2 separate regions of the Homo sapiens genome follow, and region 1 is linked to region 2. The links are chromatin loops, found by intact Hi-C in ENCODE. Cell type or tissue: sigmoid colon. All regions are shown on one strand.

The links. Hi-C counts contacts between places; a loop is a spot of excess contacts. Peaks named below come from ENCODE experiments on the same cell type or tissue, not always from the same donor. Only the 100,000 strongest peaks of a DNase experiment are listed, where the experiment ranks them.
Region 1: it touches region 2 in a loop (3-fold over the local background); 1 of 110 quality-filtered maps calls a loop at or near these places.

What each region holds. Positions count from the first base shown.
Region 1 is chr5:123,361,296-123,363,795 of GRCh38, forward strand. All of the region lies in intron 18 of CEP120 (centrosomal protein 120), which reads right to left. Among named protein-coding and RNA genes, the nearest start is that of CEP120, 61 kb to the right of the region's middle. In sigmoid colon, no CTCF peak of the experiment used is centred here; no DNase peak of the experiment used is centred here.
Region 2 is chr5:123,153,520-123,156,019 of GRCh38, forward strand. PRDM6 (PR/SET domain 6) reads left to right here. Exons shown (of 8, transcript NM_001136239.4): 4 at 2,365-2,492. Among named protein-coding and RNA genes, the nearest start is that of PRDM6-AS1, 64 kb to the left of the region's middle. In sigmoid colon, no CTCF peak of the experiment used is centred here; a DNase peak (open chromatin) is centred at 1,502.

The DNA.
Region 1 (2,500 bases), 210 kb after region 2:
GGTCCCTTTGTTTTTCTAATACTTGCTGACTTCATTTACATTTCTTACCACCCTGCTATATTCTAAGTATCAGTCCTCCTAGGTGAACAACTGCTATATCCATAGCAGCCCATTGTGCAAGGTGCATAGCAGGCTCTCAATAAGCACTTGCTGAATGAATGAAAGAATGAAGTAACTACAGATGTTTCTTCATCTCAATGTACTCACATTCCTTTATACTCAAACTTGGGAAGTTTACCTACTGACACTCTTGCACATCTGTACATTTAGCCCTTACATACTTTTTGCTTCTGTACAGTTTTCTACAGAACGTCTATCACTGCATAACAATATCCCCCAATTATGCACACTTAAGAATTCTGTCAGTCACAAAGCCCTCTAGTATTTGTTCTGTTCATCAATATCGAAAGCTACTGTCCAATTAGGTCCCCACTGACTGAACGCACCACCACCACAGAACAGCTTTATGGCTCATCTCTTTTTAGCAAGTTACTTACCATTTACTGAGCACATACTATGTATCAAACACTGTATTAAACACTTTAAAACCACTCATTTAATTCTCAGAATAACCTGTGGAAGAAAATTTCTCATTGTTCAAATGAAGAAACTAATCAGAGAAATTCCCAAAGTCAGAGAGGTAGAACCAAAATTCAACCTAGCTCTCTTGACTCCAGGGCCATGTTCTTAACTACTATTTATGCTGCTTCTGATGGAGTTTATATCTTGTTACCTTTCTACTATTTATGCTGCTTCTGATGGAGTTTATATCTTGTTACCTTTAACAGCCATTCTCTTCATATTTCCTTGGCCCCAATTCCACAGGGACTCCTCTCTATTATACTACATGCACTTAAATATCTTGGCATCATAACCATATATTAGCTGCTTCTCTCTCAAAATCACTTTAATTCTCATTACCAGACCTGGTCTCTCTTGTCAATGATGGCATTTTCCTTCTTAGGATATACCAACTCACGATGACCCCTACCTCAGTACTCTCGTCAGAGTGGCTAATTTTCTTCTCCTAGAAATTATTTCATTCCTTGACTTCAATGGACTAAGACCATATCATAAAAGGGAAAGAGCCTGAGGCTGGATTCATCAAAAGCTTTCAATGCTGGGTCTATCACTTAGTACCTATGTGATCACATGCAACTTAACTTCTTTAAGTCTCAGTTTCTTCATTAGGTTGGTGCAAAAGTAACTGCGGTTTTTGCCGCTTTCACTTTTGCACCTACCTAATAAAATGGGAATATTACCTGCTATGTAGGGATCTTTGTCAGGATTAAATGATAAATTCTGAAGGGCTCAGTGTTACACCTAGCACAAAGTAAGCCTTCCAGACATGCTAATTGCTCTAACAGTATCATCATAGTGATCTTCACATTTTCTCTAGCTGTTATTTCCTTCATTAGCTTTCTTTTCTCTTTCCTAAACATAAGAATTCCAAGTTCTAGCTGGCACAACTTTAAACACTACCTCTGCAAAGGACTCCTTTATGTCTATTTTTAAGCCCAATCATTCTCCCAACAACAGATCCATATTTCTAACTGGTAGCCGAATTTCATTCTGTAAAAATTAAAACATCCAAATTTGCAAATCCTATCTCCTTCCCACCCTCCAAACAGCTTTTTAGTAACTGTATTTCCAAAACTGGACCAGACACTGAAGCTTGAGCCCTTGGCATCATCTTTGACAAGAATCTTCTTGTTGCATTCCTACTGCTACTACTTAAGTTCCAGCCCTTATTACCAGAAATGACTTAGAAAACGGGCCCTCCTCTGTTTTATAAGAACAGCCTATGCTTTCCCACTTCATGCCTCTTTGCTATGATCATTCTGTTCATTATATTTACATTTCCCCCACTACTTTCCTAAATCACAACCAATTCCTCTATTAAAATCTTAAGTATCTATCTCCAGAGGTCTATCACAAATACCTCCTCTCCTATGACACCTTTCCAACTCCTATTAAATAGACGTACTTTCTCCTCCTGAGTACTCTATATGGCCTGTGTCAAGGCTCTTACTATTAGGCAGTAAATTTTATATTTATAGTTGTTTCTTCCTTATTACTAAATTGCAAGCTCTGTGATGGAAAGGCCTATGTCTTGCATATATTTACACCTGGTATAATATTATTTTATACTTATTGTACATGTAAGACACTGCTTTCAATACAGGAGACTCTTAGTACTACCCATGTCTATCCTTAGTCCTGTCAACATTTATATAATATAGTCACATGGTACATTATTTTATATTTACATATATATCTACCTGTCTTCATTTGTAATGCTTACAATCCCAACTCCTCTATCATTTATGTTAGGGTAAACTACCTACCCTAGTTTTTAATTCTCATGTAGACTGGTAGTACTCCATGAAAGTGGTAAGCATTTAGTATAATACCATAACGATGTTTAATAGTATTTGACAGTTATGGAGACATATTAAGAAAAATACAAACCTGAAAGACCCTATGTGTGAAATTTCAT
Region 2 (2,500 bases):
AAATATTATAATGTTAGTATTAGCTAAAGCCAGGAAAACCAAACCTCATGCCATGTGCTACATTGTGTGATATTTGGGAAAAGCCTGACAAATAGCCTTTTACTTTTCCTCAAGGCAAGTAGCAGTTTATATCAGGCAGGCAAAAATTGTAGATTTCCTTGTAGTCACGATATACTTAGTTAAGATTACTGCTGAAACAAGAGTGTAGGGGGAAACACTTTTCATACTAATTTTCAAGGTGGACTGGTTAGTGGCTGGTGATCAAATGAGCCAACGGTTAAGACAGCCCCCACTAGTTAGACATGTTAGAGGATTTTACTTGCTGTTGAAGATAGTGGCTTCATGCACAAAGGAGGATTGTTGTGTGCACTTCTCAAAATGCTTCATAATAATTTTCACCAGCAGTCCCTGTGGAAGGTTTATTCTTGAGGGAAGGGAGGGTAGGGGGCTGGGTCATCAACATTTCTTACTCCATCAAAGATTAACAGTGGCATTAAGGGAACCAAATGGCTTTGGTCAATGTTGCAATTTTGAAGAAACTGGTTAAGATTAAAAATTTCAACTCTGAGGCTGTCAACAACAGTTTCAGAGTTGAAATTTTGAATCTTAACTAGTTTTTTTAGAAAAACAAAAACAAAAACAAAACCCCACAACAACAAAAACAGAAACAACTACAGTGTAATCAATCCTAAATATGTTGTCTATCATTAGATTGTTCATGTAGCAGATGTAGCCACCCCATGCAATGTTTCCATTTTTTGCCATTATCCAAAACCTAGAAATTTAAAGAAGTCATTAGCCTTAAATAAATATAATCCAAGAATCTCTTCACTCTGCTCAAGCTAAATTGATTATCAGCTGTGATCACCCTGGTGTGTTTACCCAGTCATAACTTCTCAATTGTTTTTAACAGATTAATGTTTGAATTTCATTGTGGGGTTAGTGGAAAGGTTGGGGTTGGAGAGGAATGAGTTCAAGAAAAGCAAAAAATAAAATAAAATAAAATAAATAAAGTAAAAAAAAACTCAGCTGTTTTTAAATGACTAGTAAAAAGAAACTGTCATCACTAAGCCCGTTTGCACCCCCTCCCCCGGAATAGAACTGCTGAGCTAAACTAATATGAATGACCATACTAATTTTGGAGCCTAAATGTAACCAGTGAGGCTCTCTCTAACACTTATTTTCCATGCTTATTTGAAAAGGAAAATTGGAAGGGCGGACTAGCAAGAGTGAGAGACACGATTTGTCAGGATGCTCTGGAGAAGTAGCTACCAGCAGAAGGATCCCACTGCTGATTTTATCTGAAAAGGTGCAGTGTATGATGGTCCTTCTGAGAACCATACCCTTAGGAAATTCTTTAACTGTCCCTGCTTCCTGGATGGCCCCAGGACTGGGAGTGACTTTCTAGAATTGCTGTGGATACATGACCGCCTCATCTCCCACTCCTCTAGATACCATGTCTCCCTAAGTGCCCTGAATCTGAAGTCGTTTCTGGAAAGGCAAGCTGTTGCCTCTGCTGTTGGCACTGACTCTGTGTTTGCTTGGCTCCCTAGTTGCTTTCACAAGACTTTTTGTCTCATGCTTATTGAGTGGTTTGAAGCAGATTTCATTTTCTCAAATGCTATCTTGAAAGGAAATCTGCTTGAATTGATGTGAGGCAGTAACAATTAGACAACTCGGTTAAGAAATGTAGGATTCATAGGAGACAGCCATTTTTTTTCTTTCCTTTTTTGAGGGTCTCTCTTTTTTTTTTTTTTTTTTTTTTAATGACTCCTCTCCTACTAGTTTCAGGTCCTGAAAACTGAAGCCCTACATCTTCTTTGAGGTGAGAGTCCATTTATTTCACCCAAATCAGAGTCTGTTTTGCCAGTTCTTTACGGCTCCATAACTCTCCAACTGCCTTCTGCTGGGTGTCGCCCAGCCTGTTGAACAGACAGTTACTGCCTCCCGAATGCCTCTGGGCAGTTGTGTGTTTGAGACTGGGGGGCCTCGAATGTGGATGTTCCAACAATGTCAGTGCGGCCTCTCCTTTCAGCTTGCTTTGTTTATCCAGCAGCTCATTATTTAAGACTAGCCTGTCAAAATAAGTTAAATATTCTTTGGGAAATATGGTCACATCCGTGAGATACCACAAATATGTTTAATACAGAGAAGATTGGCTTGATAAGAAAAACATGATCGACTTGCATCATCAAAACATATTTTCCTGTTATTCCGGTTGAGTTGTCCACAAGCATCAATAAGCACTAGCAAACCTAAGGGCAATAAATTTCTGCAGCTGACACATAAAGACACCAAGGGAAGTAGGGAAAATGATTGCTGATGATTCGTTCTAACTACTTGACCTTCTGACCTCTTCTCCAGATATATGACCAGGATGGGACACTACAGCACTTTATTGATGGTGGGGAACCTAGTAAGTCGAGCTGGATGAGGTATATCCGATGTGCAAGGCACTGCGGAGAACAGAATCTAACAGTAGTTCAGTACAGGTAAAGTA